Linked DNA regions of Homo sapiens: region 2 is linked to region 1. A link is an interaction called in ENCODE POLR2A ChIA-PET data of the cell type or tissue named here. Cell type or tissue: PC-3. All regions are shown on one strand. Each heading gives the region's core, and the rest is flanking DNA. Links, peaks and the distances in the headings are about the cores only. Region 1 overlaps C2CD2 (C2 calcium dependent domain containing 2). Region 2 holds the start of LOC107985502 (a long non-coding RNA gene).

Evidence for each region. ChIA-PET counts read pairs that join two places held together with the same protein. Peaks named below come from ENCODE experiments on the same cell type or tissue, not always from the same donor. Only the 100,000 strongest peaks of a DNase experiment are listed, where the experiment ranks them.
Region 2: POLR2A ChIA-PET joins it to region 1 with 14 read pairs; 2 of 35 experiments call an interaction of 5 or more read pairs at or near these places.

The regions. Positions count from the first base shown.
Region 1 is chr21:41,901,773-41,910,080 of GRCh38, forward strand. C2CD2 (C2 calcium dependent domain containing 2) reads right to left here. Exons shown (of 14, transcript NM_015500.2): 8 at 7,687-7,751; 9 at 5,888-6,012; 10 at 5,220-5,394; 11 at 3,952-4,065. Among named protein-coding and RNA genes, the nearest start is that of PRDM15, 27 kb to the left of the region's middle. In PC-3, for the core only: no CTCF peak of the experiment used is centred there; no DNase peak of the experiment used is centred there.
Region 2 is chr21:42,035,622-42,043,972 of GRCh38, forward strand. It overlaps LOC107985502 (a long non-coding RNA gene), which reads left to right and starts at 5,038. Exons shown (of 2, transcript XR_001755063.3): 1 at 5,038-6,361. RefSeq lists enhancers at 4,371-4,874, 5,381-5,884, 8,267-8,351. In PC-3, for the core only: no CTCF peak of the experiment used is centred there; DNase peaks (open chromatin) are centred at 4,040 and 5,120; H3K27ac peaks cover 2,917 bases.

The sequences.
Region 1 (8,308 bases), core at 50-8,049:
AGTTCATCAGCAAAAATTAAAGACTTCCATGGGAACTTCCAGGGATAATGGAAATGGTCGATAAGCAATGGTTAGCAGATATTTTCTAAAAGGGGCCAAAGGGTCAATTGTTTAGGCTTTGTTGGTGGTCTCTGCAACAACTTCTCAATGCAGCTTTTATAGAGTGAAACCAGCTAGAGACCACAGGTAAATAAATGAGCATGGCTGGGTTTCAGTAAAACTTTATTTACAAAAACAAGTGACGGGCCAGATTTTTCCTATGGGCCATAGTTTGCTGTTTGCTGACCCCTGGTCTACAGCTTGATTCCCTGGGTGGTTACAAGATACTCACTGAAGTGTCTGCTTAAGATTCACCGATTTTATTTATTTAAGTTATACCTGAATAGAGTTGATGGAAAATGGCAAAAGCAAGCAAACAACAAAAAAAAAATATCTAACCCTTTGGAAGATTTTGAACTTTGAAAGGCAAGGTAGTGACTCCTTTTCCCTCCCAAGAGTGCCTAAATACATAGAATAGTAACTAGAGCTATGAAGGGCCAGTTAATAAAAGCACCTCCTTCCCCAGGTTAATAACAACACACACCAGCCAACATCAATAGAATGCTTACGGCAAACCAGGTGCTGTTCAGAGACAGAGCTCTGTGCACATTCTCTCATTTACTCCTATTCCACACCCCATGAGCAGGTCCTTCCTTTTATCCCATTTGACCATTGAGGAGTATGTCCAGCAGCCAGGAGGCCCCAGAGCTGAGATGACCAGCAGGTCTCTCTGACTCAGAGCTGATGCTTGTAACTTACACTTTCCTGCTCAGGTAAAGTCAAAATGGCAAAGCTATTAAAGTAGCAGGATGGTAAAAGGAACTTCTGTCTCGGTTTTGGCCATGGCCTGAGGCTTACAGATGCTGCATTTCCAAAGGGAGTCAAGATAAGACCACAGAGGCCAAGAACCGGTGACAACAGTGACACTGGGGAATAATAAATAGATACTTGGTCTTCCTCCCTGGTTCCTGGCACAGAGAACAAAAAAAAAAATCCTTTGAATTCCAGAGCCACGGAGCTGGGGCATCCTTCTCATTCCTAATAAGCCCCTGCACCCCATCCGAGTGAATGCTAATGAGGACGGGCACTGGATGTCAGAGGCACCAACCCTGTGGTTAGAAGGCTGGAACTTTCTGCCCTCCTCTCGCCTGTGGGGAAGGGAAAGGGGCTAGAGATTGAGCTCAAATCACCAAAGGCCAATAAGTGAATCAATCATGCCTACATACCTACTTATAGAAGCACCATAAACCCCCTAAATGACAGGGCTCAGGGAGCGTCCAGGTTGTGAACCAACGCATGCACGTACTGGGAAAGGGGCGACTCCACGGAGATCAAAGCTCCCACACTCAGGACCCTCCCAGACTGTGCCCTGAGCCCCTTCATCTGGCTGTGCATTTGTGTGATAATAAACTGGTAAACCCAAGTAAAGTGTTTCTCTGAGTTCTGTGAGCCATTATAGCAAATTACGGAACCCGAGGAGTGTGTCATGGAAACCCCAATTTGTAGCCAAGTGGGACAAAAGTGTGGTAACCTGGGGACCCACTATTTGCACCTGACATCTAAAGTGGAAGGGTGGTTTTGTGGGGCTGAGCCTTTCACCTGTGGGATCTGAGCTAACTCCAGGTAATGCCAGAATTGAATTAAATTGTAGGACACCCAGTTGGTGTCTGCAGAGAAACAGAAAATTGCTTGCCATAGAAAATCTACACATTTGGCGTCAGGAGTGTTGTGAGTAGAGGAACAGATTTTTGTTTAGCCACTGACCCACACTGAGAAGAGAGAAGTGCTGGAGAAAGGAGTTGGGGAGGACTCCTTAGGAGAAAGCTGTGCTGTAATTCCCAAAGCCACCAAGGGAGACGTGTCGGGAGCACGTCCTCCTCACGCCAGGCCCAGTGCTTCTGTTCAGTCCCCCGAGAGCCCGGTCCAGGTGCCAGGTGCAGCCTGCACCGTGGCAGGTGAGCCTGGGGGCCGGCTCCATGGACCATGCATCAGAACCCACAGTGGGAACATCAGCCTAGGTCTTTTAAGAGGGATCCTGCCCACGTGACAGGACCCCGCAGCATGGGCAGTGGGGGCACTGCCAGGGGAAGAAACTGAGGAAGGGGCATCAGGGGCAGCGGCAAAAGCATCAGCGGCATTAGTACCAGAGCGGCTCCAGCTCAAATAAGGGCTGGGCAAAATGAGGCTGGGATCCCCTGGGCTGCACTCCCAGGAGGTGAGGTGCCCTTACTCACAGGGTGAGCTAGGAGGTCGGCACAAGACACAGGTCACAAGGACCCTGCTGATAAAACAGGATGTGGTAAAGAAGCCGGCCACAACCTACCAAAACCAAGACGGCAATGAGAGTGACCTCTGGCTGTCCTCACTGCCGATGATACACTGAGGATAACGCATTAGCATGCTAAAAGACACTCCCACCAGCACCATGACAGTTTGCAACTGCCATGGCAAAGGCAAGAAGTTACCCTACGTGGTCTGAAAAGGGGAGGAATGCTCAGTTCTGAGAAATCGCCGCCCCTCGTAGAAAACTCGTGAATAATCCACCACTTGTTTAACATATGATCAAGAAAGAACCAGAAAAAGAGCCAACCAGCAGCCCGTACGGGTTCTCTGCCTACAGAGTAGCCATTCTTTTATTCCTTTACTTTCTTAATAACTTGTTTTCAATTTACTCTGTGGACTCGCCCCGAATTCTTTCTTGCACCAGATCCAAGAACCCTCTCTTGGGGTCTAGATCAAGATCCTTTTCTGGTAACGAAAGGAGGGGCAGGGCCTGCGTCCCAGAACTGCAGGTGGGGGACCCAGCGGGGTAGTATCCAAAAAACCATAAAACCTCCCACAAGAGGAGGAGGCAGTTATGAACTTTCACCAGGCTGAGAATCCAACACCATGTTAAGACAGTGCCCCTCCAGTGAGAACTTTCCACTCCCCTGACTGCCCCACCTTGCCCAGTTGTTGACCTGGGCAAGGTCAGACACAGGACTCAGCGAATGTGGGAGAGCTAAGCAAGAAGGAAGCATCCATTGCCCCTGAGAGCAGGTCACGAGGAGGCAAAGGGAGAAAGTTAATCCCCAAATTTAGATTGCGCAGTGATTTAATGAGTCAGTAAGACATCTCTTCAAAAAGTCTATTACCTGAAACTGACCATAAAATAGGGAATTTGCATTTCCTATTCGTAGTGACCATTTCCTAGTGGAAGGGAAAACTACTTCTACTAAGCTGGTGTAAGCAGAAAGTGGTGAATAAAATTAAAGTGACGGTGAGGACGATGTCCTGAGTCCTACTTATTTGCTATTAATGTAGCTAGCGTGTTGTGCAAGAGAAAAATGAACAGAAAATTTAAAATGTAAAGTCTCAGTTGGCTTTTTATTTTGTTAAAGCATTCCCTAAAATGTAGCAGGAATATGAATGCCGCTCCTGGTCTCTGATCAATTTGGAGTTCCCTTTTCTCCCTCTCCTTCACTCATCACTCATTAACAAAACAAAAGCAAATCAAAACTTTTTTTTTTTTTTTTTTTTTTTAAGAGACAGGGTCTCGCTCTGTCACCCAGGTTGGAGTGCAGTGGTGCAATCTCGGCTCACTGCAACCTCTGCCTCCCAGGTTCAAGCGATTCTCCTGCCTAAGCCTCTTGAGTAGCTGGGATTACTGGCATGCGCCACCACGCCCAGCTAATTTTTGTATTTTTAGTAGAGATGGGGTTTTGCCATGTTGGCCAGGCTGGTCTCAAATTCCTGACCTCAAGTGATCCACCCGCCTCAGCCTCCCAAAGTGCTGAGATTACGGGTGTGAGCCACCACACCAGGCCCAAAACAACTTTTTCCAAATTCTGAAAGGAAAATACTTCATATCAGAACAGCCCAAAAGGCCCAAAGGTGCTAAGAGGGAGAGCGACGTGGGCGTGTCTCAGTTACCTGTGTCTGAAGAAGAGAGTGTTTTGCTGACGGGGGCGCTGCGGCAGGCGATGGCCTGGACAGAGATGTCCTTCTCGATCACCTTCACCTTGATGGGAGTCTTCACCGGAGAATCTGCCAGAGGAAGATCCTGATTACAAAAGCGGCCCCGTGGCTGACTGGATCAACAGTTACCGAAAAGTGAAAGGACAGCCCTCACTGCAACTCTGGTGTGTGCAGTTGGTAAAGGCAAAGCTTAACGAAAGCTGTTTTGAGGGGAGGAGGGGCAAGAGTGGTGTCTGGAGTCCAGGTTGAAATAAAATTTCAGAAACATTTTAACTAAGCCAGAATTTCCCATTCTATTTTGCATCCCTGAACTGTGCCAACTCATGCACTCTGGGAGGATAATGCTTTTGCCCAAGCAGAGATGCAGTATGAATTTTGAGAAATAAAGCATACGCTTATACAGAAACTTCTGTCTCCAAGGCAGTGCCTGTGGAGACAGGTACAGAATTCAGCTGGATCTCAAATGACAGTCCGTCAAGCCTTCTAGCAAACGATTTTTCACAGAAGAAAGTCTACAAGGACCACTCACTTTGAATTTTTCAAGAAAAAAGCGTGTGCTGTCCCCACATACAGGTAATAGAGTTCGTGTTTTGTTTTGTTTTGTTTTTGCTTTTTTCTTTGAAATTTGCTCTTGTTGTCCAGGCTGTAGTGCAATGGTGTGATCTCAGCTCACTGCAACCTCTGCCTCCTGGGTTCAAGCAATTCTCCTGCCTCGGCCTCCAGAGTGGCTAGGACTCCACGCACGTGCCACCACGCCCAGTTAATTTTGTATTTTTAGTAGAGATGGGGTTTCACCACGTTGGTCAGGCTGGTCTCAGACTCCTGACCTCAGGTGATCTGCCCGCCTCGGCTTCCCAAAGTGCTGGGATTACAGGAGTGAGACACTGCACCCAGCCCTATCATTGAGTTCTTAATTTAACTTAGTTGGAGTTACACCTAAGGGCAACTATTTACACTATCTAGATTTTAGCTTCAGAATATACCATGGGAATTGAACCTTGTTTCAGTTTATTGCATATGTGTTTGGCAGAAGAGAAAGATAACTGTCATCCGATAACAACAACAAACTAAGCACAAGTGTGGCCAATTAGCACCCTTCCTGTGCTGTGAGAATTTCCTAACACTCGGCGCTGCAGGCTCCAGAACTCTGCAGTTGTGGGGGCAAGGTGGTTACAGGCAGGCGTCATGCAGAAAGTTCCTCGACTGCGTTCCTGTTGTCTCACCAGAGCTCAGCGGGGACGCCCTCCCCACGTCGACGCGAGGCTTGGTCTTCACAGCAGTGACAGTAGTGACCACAGTCCCACAGGGCATCACCGTGCGGTCCTTTTCTATTTTTGCAGCAGGAACAGGGGGAGGGATGGGCCAGGATTTCAATTCACCAGGTTCCATGTAAGAGAACTGCAGAGAAGACGCGTTACTTGTTTCTGGTTTTGTGGAAGTTGCCCAGGCTGATCAGCCAGGTAACACTGCCTTCTTGTGAAATAACCATAATTCATAATTCCTTCCCTTAAGGTCACTTAGCATCTCCAATTAACCTGGATATTCCCAGAATGGACACAGACCCAACCTTACGCACAGCCAGCTCAACACGTAATGATGGCAACAGAATAGAAGCTGGGGAACCAAGCAAAACTTTCAAAGGCCTTTTTGGGGTAGGTCCATAAAATGGCATCCTGAACAGTTATCTCCTCCAGCAGACAACTCAATTGTACAGTGGACAGAACGTGCTCTATTCGAGTCTGGTCCTGCGTACGATGAAACAGCATCTCCTCTTGGAGGAGGTCTTATTTCACACAGAGGCAGGAGTGAGACTCTGCAGACATAAGTGAAGACGCTCCTTGGGTAAGTGCCCCAAGCCGGAACCCGGCCGCGGCGGACAGCCTCGCCCTACCTCTGCCGTGACCGAGCCCAGCACCGAGCTGCCGCAGGCAGACCCGCTGGTCAGCGTGAAGCTCTGTGGCCCAGAAGGCTGCTTCTTAAATAAGTCCAGAGGAACTGTCGCCGTCGCCAGCAGACCTGAAAAGATAGGAGACAGGCAAGGGGTGCCGCTGATGTTTCCCGGGCTTCCGTGAGGACGGAAAGGCCCACACGCCCAGCAGCCGGAACACGCTCCTCCCGTGCATCCAGCCCACGGGGAAGTGCTCACGTTTCAGAATGTTTGAAAAATGTCGATGCCATAAAAGACAAAGAAAGGCTGTGGAAACGCTGCAGGACAGAGGATGCTAAAGCAATAAGACAGGCAGGCAATGTCCGGCCCTGTGCCGGAGTGGAAAGGTCACTGCTCTGAAGGACATCACGGGGTCGTCCAGTGACAAAAACTGGAAGATGGGCATAAGCTAAGGAATTGCAGCAATGTAAATTCAGGGAGCTGACAACTGTACCGTGGACACAGCAGAGAGTATCTCCATTCCTGGGAAAATACACACTAAAGAATTGAGGATAAAGGGCCAAGATGCATACAATTTACCCTCAAGTTGTGTGTGTGTGTGTGTGTAAAAGAAAATGAGTAAGGGGAGGGAGAGAGAGACCAAGCATGAGCACAAATAGTAGAGGAAACTGGGCAAATGTTAAGGATACGTGAGTTTGAGTAAAGGTTATGTGGCTGTTCTTTGCATTGTTTTTGTAAAGTTCGAAATTTCATGGATTCCATCAGGCTGGGCTGGAACGAAATTTGAGTGAGGCCAGAAGGAGTGGGGACCCAGGAATGGGATCAGAAGTTGACTTCTCTCCAGGTAAACAGCACCCCCATGCTGTGCAGGTCCCCGACCTGCGTTAGGCTTCTCTCTCAGGACTCTTATCTCACGGGCATCCCAGTTTTCTCGGGACTCCAAAATCAAGGAAGTCGCCTCAGGATTCTTGCTAACAACTAGGATATAAAACTAGTTAACTGGGAGAAATAACAACTTTCTCACTTTAGGAGGTAACCAAATGGCTTGATTTTATTGCTGGATAGGCTGGGCAAGGGCTTCCCAATTTTGGTATGTTTATGGGGAGAGTTTTACAATCTAAGAAAATATTTGTATCTTTAAAAACCTAACAAATATTGAAACTACTGATGTGTACACACACACACATACAGGCCCACGTTCATTTTAGTGTTTTAGTGACTTTACCTCTAATTGTTGCTTTCTTGTGTATAAATCCTGAGTTCAATGTAAACCTCTGTAGTTTATTTTACAAGGAAAAACCCAGTGAAATTCATACAGGCAGTAGAGTAGGGATGAAAAAAGCTCTGGAGATAGATGGGGGTGATGGTTGCACAACCGTGTGAATGTACTTACTGCCCCTGAACTATGTACTTAGAAATGGTTAAGACGATACATTTTATGTTGTTTATCTTACTACAGTTAAAAGGTTTTGTTTTTGTTTTTGTTTTCCAAAAAAAGGAGGTCTCTTGGAGCTAAGAGGGTTCAGAACTACTTCTCTATGCCAAGAATTGTTGCATAAAAGATTTTGGATTTTTTTAAAAAAACAAACAAAAAATCCAGTTGAACATTTCCCCAAAATGTATGACCTTGTTAATAACTCAAATTGCCTTTCGACCAAACATTCCCATGGGAAAACCAAAGTCATTTAGAGGAGGGGTCAGCTTCCTCTGCTGGATCTCCCACCGCCCTTTTCCTGAGGCCGAGGTCATGCAGCGGAGGACCTTTCCAGAGGGCGAGGCCTCTGTCCTCCTGCTCAACCCACCTTCTGAGGATCGCCCAGCCTCTGAAATCTGCAGGTGTAACTCCTTCGACTTGGCATTCAACTCGCTTTGGAAGAGAAACAAGTTATGAGTCCTAAAAAATGCAATGCTTGATTCTTTTTATGAAATAGAGTGTTTTTTCTGATTATAGAAAGGAAGACAAAGATGTCAATATTTAACAAACTACCAAGACATATAAGCAAAAAAAGGGAAAGAGTTATCTGCAACCTCCCCATTCGGAAACAGTTACTGTTAATATTCGGTGACTAGCCTTCCAGAGTAGTCAACAGGATGTTCTGTGATGGCAGTGACAGAGAAGCTGTCAAATGCGGTAGGCACGGAGCACTGGAGAGGTGGCCAGTGCAAGCTGAGGAACTGAACGTCATTTTAAAAAATTTCCATTAATTTAATTTAAAGAGACACATGTGGCCAGTCGCTGCCATATTGAAAGCACAGCTATATAATGACCTAAAGACAAAATACGGAACATGATATACCTCCCTCCTCCTTCGTAACCTATTTATTTTCATTACAAAGGCATTAAAAAAAAAAAAAAAAGTAGAGATGAAGTCTTGCTACGTTGCCCAGGCTGGTGTCGAACTCCTGAGCTCAAGCCATCCTCCC
Region 2 (8,351 bases), core at 217-8,216, 130 kb after region 1:
ACTCCAGCCTGGTTGACAGAGCGAGAATTTTTCTCAAGAGTTCGAGACCAGCCTGGCCAACATGGTGAAACCCCATCTCTACTAAAAAATACCAAAAATTATCTGGGCATGTTGGCACACATCTGTAATCCCAACTACTGGGGAGGCTGAGGCACAAGAATCACTTGGACCTGGGAGGTGGAGGTTGGAGTGAGCTGAGATAGTGCCACTTCACTCCAACCTGGGCAACAGAGTGAGACTCTGTCTCAATACAATAAAATAAAACCATCAGATCTTGTGAGACTCATTCACTATCAGGAGAACAGCACAGGAAAGACCTGCCCCCATGATTCAATCATCTCCCACTGGGTTGCTTCCACAACATGTGGGAATTATGGGAGCTACAAGATGAGATTTGGGTGGGGACACAGAGCCAAACCATATCACATAGTCACGGGGCTGTGGAGGCCCAGGGTGGCTGCCTTCAACCCCACCGGGGCTGCTAGACACCCTCCTCCAGGATTTGAACTGATGCCCAGCACGATCGGGGGCAGGACCTGGGTGCAGCTTCCCCCACTCTTGTGCACGTCCTTAGATAGTATGTGAAGCAAGGCGCTAGCCACAGGCTCCAAGAGTTGAGAGTGCTGGGGTGCCTCATCAGGAACTGTGGTGCCCCTGCAGCTCCTTTCTAGGAAGGCAGAGAAGGCACTCATGTCAGCACCTTTCAGCTGGTGTCAGGTCAGACAAAGGCACTGTCTCCACTGCAAACAAACACAATTCTTTTTTGATGAATCAGAAGTCAAGAAACCAGGCCTGCAACACAGTAGTGAAGAGGTAGAAACAATCCAAAAGTCCAATAACAGATGCATGGGTAGGCAAAATGCAGGACGTCCATAGAGTGAAATAGTATTCAGCCATGAAAAGGAATGGAGTACAGGTACATGCTACAGCATGGGTGAACCTTGGAAAAATTGTGCTAACGGCAAAAGAAACTATCATCAGAGTAAACAGACAACCTACAGAATGGAAGAAAATTTTTGCAAGCTACCCATCTGACAAAAGTCAAATATCCATAATCTAGAAGGAACTTAAGCAAACTTACAAGAAAAAAACAAACAACCCCATCAAAAAGTGGGCAAAGGATATGAACAGACACCTCTCAAAAGAAGACATTTATGTAGCAAACAAACATATGAAAAACAACTCATCATCACTGGTCATTAGAGAGATGCAAATTGAAACCACAATGAGATACCATCTCATGCCAGTTAGAATGGTGATTATTAAAAAGTTAGGAAACAACAGGTGCTGGCGAGGCTGTGGAGAAATAGGAACACTTTTACACTGTTGGTGGGAATGTAAATTAGTTCAACCATTGTGGAAAACAGTGTGGAGATTTCTCAAGGATCTAGAACCAGAAATATCATTTGACCCAGCAATTCCATTACTGGGTATATACTCAAAGGATTATAAATCATTCTACTATAAAGACACATGCACACATATGTTTATGGCAGCACTATTTACAATAGCAAAGACTTGGAACCAACCCAAATGCCCATTAATGATAGACTGGATAAAGAAAATGTGGCACATATACACCACGGAATACTATATAGCCATAAAAAAGAATGAGTTCATGTCCTTTGCAGGGACATGGATGAAGGTGGAAGCCATCTTTCTCAGCAAATCAGCACAGGAACAGAAAACCAGACACCGCATATTCTCACTCATAAATGGGAGTTGAACAATGAGAACACGTGGGCACAGGAGGGGAACATCACACACTGGGGCCTGTTGTAAGGTGGGGGGAAGGGGAGGGAGAGCATTAGGACAAATACCTAATGCATGTGGGGCTTAAAACCTAGATGACAGGTTGATAGGTGCAGCAAACCACCATGTCACATGTATACCTATGTAACAAACCTGCATGTTCTGCACTCGTAACCCGGAACTTTAAGTAAAATAAAAAAAATTAAATTAAAAAAGAAAAGAAAATATTGGGCTAAGTAAAAGAAACAGATACAGAAGACCCAAAATTGTATGGCTCAATTTACATGACACGTCCAGAATATGCAAATTCGTGGAAACAGAAAGCAGATAAGTGGTTGCTTAGGGCGCAGGGTGAAAAGGAGATTAGGAGGATTGAGGAAGTGACAGCTAAAGGGGCTTCTTTTTGGGGGTGATGAAAATGTTATAAAATGGACGGCGGGGATGGTCACACAACTCCATGCTAAAAAGTGAATTGTACACTTTAAATGGGTGAATTGAATAGCATGTGCGGTATATCGCAATAAAGCCATTACAACAGAAAGAATCAAGGAACAAACAAAAGTGGCAGGGTTGGGAGGACGGGTCTGGAGGTAGCAGGGAGGGTCACAGTCCCCAGGGCCCAACTGGGAGCTCTCCTGTTCCCCGGAAGACATGCTGCCACGGCCCCTCCCACCAGTTGTCACTTAATCTCAGGAAGAGTCTGCCACAAATGCCCCGTTGCGACGGCTCTTCCCAGCAGAAGGGGAGAAAAAGAGGCCCGAGTCCCCGGGAGCTGATCAAAGGTCTGAGCTGTGCTGGCAGTGACCATTGTGCAACTGAACAAATGCGTGGCAGGAATATAAACAGACTCCACCTTTCAGCATCGAGCTTGGTTAGGAACATGGCTTGACAGCCAGCTTCGTCTTCCTAAGCCGATGTTAAACTCCATCCATCACTTTCATTCTTTGCATGAATCTTGTTCTTTCTATTTGGAGCCATGTACTCTGGGTCTTAGAGAATGGAAACAGGCCCGAAAGCCTGTCAGATGCACTTAGGATAAATGAGAAGTCATTCCTTTCGCCATGGCGTTAGGAAGATGACGGTGACCCTGCCGGTAGAGATGGCCTTCCAGAGTGTATTGCCTGAATCCTGCCTATATCCAAGCTGGTGAACCCTGGCTGCCTGCCGGCTGAATGATGGGGTCGTTCTCAATTCCACCCAGCTCCTAGCTTGCTGTTCTTTTCCTTCCCATTGGCCTGTGGCTCTCCCTTCCTTGGGTCCCCGGCCCCTGCCCTCAGCCCCACAATCCCGGAGCTGCATTCAAGCCCCTCACGGCCTTCTACACTCTGACGTCTTGAGAACAAGCACACAAATGACTGTTCATTCTGTGGTAGACTGAATAAAGGCCCCCCAAGATGTCTGCATCCTCATCCCCAGATATGTGACCCCAGAAGGCAAAGGCACTTGGGAGAGGTGACTAAGTGAAGGATCTTGAGCTGGAGAGATTTTCCTGGATATCCAGGTGGGCCCCAAATGTCATCACAAGGGTCCAAGCAGGGAAAGAAGGAGGGCAGGAGGGTCATTGAAGGAAGTGGAGATCAGAGCTGGAGAGAAGTTTGAAGAGGCTGGCTGCCCTCTGGCCTTGAAGATGGAGGAGGGGCCACGAGCCAAGGGATGCAGGCAGCGTCTAGGAGCCAAAAAAGCAGGAAATGGATCCTCCCCTGAAACTCCAAAAGGAACACGGCGCTGCTGACACCTTGATTTTAGACTTCTGACATCGGGAACTGCAGGGTAACATGTTATTCTGCCTGGGCTGCTGTAACAAAACACCATAGACTGGGCAGTTTATAAACAACAGATGTTCATTTCTCACAGTTCTGGAGGCTGGGAAGTCTGAGATCAAGGCGCTGGCAGATTTAATGTCTGGCGAGGGCCACTTCCTGGTTTATAGCTGGCATCTTCTCACTGTGTCCCCACATGGTGGAGGGGGTGAAAAGTCTCTTTCTAGGGTCCCTTTTATAAGGGCATTAATGCCGTTCATGAGAGCCTCATCCCTATGAACTAATCACCTCCCAAAGGCTCCATCTCCTAATACCAGCACCTTGGGGGTTAAGATTTCAACACGTGAATTTGGGTGGGACACACTCAGTCTGTAGCAGGTAATAAGCATATGTCCTGCAAGCCCTTGAGCTTGTGTGCTTTGTTACAGCAGTGACGGGAAACTGACACATGGGTTTTACCCTTGGCAAAGGCAGGGAAACAGGCAAGGTTTCACAAGAAAGGAAGCTGTAAGATCCCGAAAGTCACTAGTTCTGGAGGACACTGTCCTTCCCACAGTATCAACAGACCCAGGTCTGTTTTCCACGGTTCTTCTCTGACTCTCTGGTTGAAACTTATCCAGGGAGTTTCCCAATTCTTGTGTGTGTGGGGGGGTCATCTTGCCCAACCCTGGCCAGGTTGGAGCTTGGGCCAGGTGCCCTGGGCTGGCTGCAGGGCGGCTGCTGGGGGTGTCCTGGCCACTAGTTCTGATGGAGCTCCAGCCTCTCCTCACCTGTCATGAGCAGGTGAGGAGACCTGCCCACATGACCTGCCCCTCCCCATCCTGAGACGCTGGATGCCCACGTTTTCTTTTTGCCGCCATTTCGGAGTCTGCTGGGGAGGAGGGCGAATGCCGTGGCCCCCCTTGTCAGGCGGCCCTGCTTATCTCTGCAAGTTGTCTCTGGATGTCTCACAGGAGCCTTCACAACTCCAGGCCCTGGAGGTTGGCCGAGCCCTTGAAACTTCCCCAGCAGCCCTGGGGCCTCATTGCTGGGTTTCAGCCTGCCGCACTGTTCCCTGGGGCTCTGGCGCTGAGAGGCCCCTCCCTCTGAGGGGCTCAGTTGCTTGGAGTCTGTTCAGCAGCTGGAAGAGGAGGCGGTGCTTCTTCACTGAGGCTCTCTGCCTCACGTGCTTTGCCATCTATGTTCTGAGTTGATGTCTTGACAAAGACCCCCTCCTTGGTCGTGAGTGACAGAGCAGGGGCCAAGCTCCCTGTGTCTGGTGACCTTGAGCCCCTTCTGCCATGCCCAGCGGGCTTCTGTCCCTTTTGCTTCCAAGTCCCTGTTTTCCACGATGGTAGCTTTGAGCTCTCCACTCCTTTGAAACCCCGACCCTAATGATGCCGGAGGGAGCCCTCCATGCTCAGAGGACCAGCTGCAGCCACCTCTTCAAATTCCTTTTGACTCATTCTTGCGTCATCACTGGATGCGTGGTTGAGTCCTTGCTTGGTAGCAGGGGCTAGGGATTCTGTGGTTATTCCGGCCCACTAGGAGTTTACAGTGTCATGGAGACTACCAAATACAGAACTATGCAAACATCTAATTCCATTGTGATGAGGGGTATGATGAGAAGGTTCAGGGCAGCGCGGCAGGGCCCATATGGTTTCAGGGCCAGTGAGGCCATCCATGAGTGTGATGTTTAGGCTGAGAGTAGACACCTGAGTGGCAGGGAATGGACTGTGTCTGTGTGTGTGCAGATGTGTATGTGCTTTTGCTTACCACAGGGCAGGACGCCACATTCCAGATACGTTTGAAAGGACGTCCGACTGCTCGTTCACTTATCTGTCTGGGAACTGCTCCTGGAGCACCACAATGCCAGGCCCAGGCTGGGGCATGAAGCAGTGTGGACTGAAATGGGGAGTGGACGCCAGCGAGTGGTCACTGCCTTCTCTCTGGAGGGAAGGAAGGTAGCAGCTTGGGCAAGAGCGATGGCCAGGAGAGCAGGGAGGCTGAATGGAGAAAGAACGGAGAATGATCAGAAGGTCCTGGGTGCCCCAGGGCCAGAGGCTGATTGAAAGTGCTGGAAGAGGCACAGGGCAGGCCCCAGGGGCCTCTAGTCTCCAGCATGAACAACTGGGAGACCTTGGGGTCCCTTGAAGGAGAGAGGCAGGCACAGAGAAGTGAGTTGTGGGGTCAAGGGGCTGTGAGCTCCTATTCCCGCTTCTCCTGGGGTGAGTGATGGTGGGGAAGCAGGGAGTGCAGCAGAAAGAAGGAGGGGCGCCTCAGAGAACCCCATGTGACTGTTCTGTGGCCCTGATACGACTGTTCTGTGGCTCTGATGTGACTGCTCTGTGGCTCTGATGTGACTCTTCTGTGGCTCTTATGTGTCTGTTCTGTGGCTCTGAAGTGACTCTTCTGCAGCTCCAATGCAACTCTTCTGTGGCCCTGATGTGACTGTTCTGCGGCTCTGATGCGACTGCTCTGTGGCCCCGATATGACTATTCTGCGGCCCTGATGCCACTCTTCTGCAGCTCTATGAGACTGTTCTGCAGCTCTATGAGACTCTTCTGCAGCTCTATGAGACTGTTCTCCAGCTCTATGAGACTGTTCTGTGGCTCTGATGTGACTCTTCTGCAGCTCTGATGTAACTGTTCCGTGGCCCTGATCGACTGTTCTGTGGCACCCACATTCTTCAGAGCCACACTCAGATGGAAGCTTTGCTGTGTGCAGGGGATGAAACCAACTGTCATTCATCCTGCTGGAGGCCAGGATGTCTGCCACACCCCCCGGGGCTGCCCCCTGCCTGTCTTTCCTGAAGACGTTCTCTCTCTGGCCCTGTTCCCAGGGCAGGCTGAAGGACAAAGGACAGGAAGGTAAGGTCCCAGGAGTGACCCCCAGTGTGGAGGATGAGAGTTGTTGGATAAATGTCCCAGCTCCCTCCTCCCTCCATGGGGCAGTTCTGGGGCATGTTCTGCTCAGACCTCAATGCAGTCCCAGTGGGATGAACCGAAGTTCCCTCTGGCAGGGATCCTCTCTCTAGGGTACCTGCACTCCTGCCTTCACTGTGCTTCCTGAGATCACCCCCAAAATCAACTGCTTGCCCCCAAATCTTTGTCATAGGGTTTTCAAGAGAGGGACGTGAAGCAAAGACACTCATGAAAGTTCTTTGTATGTACTATGATTGGCTCTGTCAGTTTAATGGAAAAGTTGGTAATGGTGCATTATTATTATTATTATTATTATTATTTTGAGACAGGGTCTTACTCTGTCACCCACGCTGGAGTGCAGTGGCACAGTATCAGCTCACTGCAACCTCGACCTCCCGGGCCCAAGCAATCCTCCCATCTCAGCCTCCCAAGTAGCTGGGACTACCGGCACATGCCACCACACCTGGCTAATTTTTTTGTACAGACGAGATTTTGCCATGTTTCCCAGGCTGGTCTCAAACTCCTGAGCTCAAGTGATCCACCTGCCCTGGCTTCCCAAAGTGCTGGGATTACAGGTGTGAGCCACTCCACCGGCTGCATAATTTTTTTTAATGAGAAAATATCTTAGGAATAATGCTTGGTGAAACATTTTATTGAGTCATAAAGGTTCTAATTTACTTATTTGGAGCTAGATTTTTCTGACATTTAAAAGCTTGTGTCTCAATTAATTTGCCGTGTAAAAACAACACGTGGCTGCACACTGCCGTCCCACCCAGGTTAGGTATGAGGAGGAGGAGGGGAGCAATCCCGCAGGCATGGATTTGGGGGCGGGGTGACCTTCCTAACATGTTTTAACTTACACCGTGGAGGCACCTTCAGCTGTGCCTGCATCTGAGGTCAATTCCGATTCCCACATCCACCCCGCTACACACACCTCTTCCCTCCATTCCATCCCGCTAGTCTCTCCTGCAGGGTGAGATCTGAAATAAACAGAAATACTGCAGATGTCAGAAAGCAGGTGTCTAAAGCACCCTGCGCTCTTGAGCCTGTGGCAGCTGCAGGTTTTTAAATTGATAGCAGGGGTGAATCAAGAAGGCAGATGCTTTGCTGTGGCCCCACCAAGGGCCAAGGACAAGCGGAGGCTCTGTTCACAGTCACTCTTCCTTCTAAGACTCCAGGTCTGTGATGTAATTACCACCAAAAGCAGAATCAAGCCAAGTTGTCCAATATGACTTAATTAATTATATTTCACCTGTAACAGTGACTAACTGGTCCATACTTGTCGGGCCTGCTCTGGTGGACGGTAGGTCAGTCTCTGCTGGCCCCTTGATGCTCATCTGTGCTGCCTGAGGATGTGACAGCGGCCCATCCCGCTACGGGGCCCAGGTGTGCTGCTTGGGGGAGGCAGCAGGACTCTGAGGACCACAGATTTAAAAAAGCACAATATTTTGGAGCATCTTTTTACCCTTTTGTTATGGAAAGGTTGTCCCATCCCTTGATCCTCCCACAGATCCCTCGTCTCAGTGCTTGGAACTTGCTTGGTTTAAGAAGTCAGAACAGGAGGGCTGTGATAATCACACGCTGATGATTGTGAGGCACAAGGATTGGTGGTGTCTGCCTGAAGGGTGGGGAGGGGAATGTGCGAGCCGCAGGACGCCCACCAACGCCGAGGGGCGAGGCACAGGGAATTCTAACCTCCCAGCAGTGGGTGGTCAGCACGGGATCTACTTTAATACCATGAATAGTGTTTCCAATGACATTAACAGTGACAATGGCAACTAAAAGCACGCTCCGTTTTACAAAGTGCTTCACATCCATGGTTTTGTTTGATCCTGATGATAGCTTGTGAGTGAGGTTTTCTTTATAAAGCCTCATTTCACCCAGGAGGAAGCTGGGGCTCAGAGAAGCTAAGTGCGGCCCTACCAGCCAGTAAAGG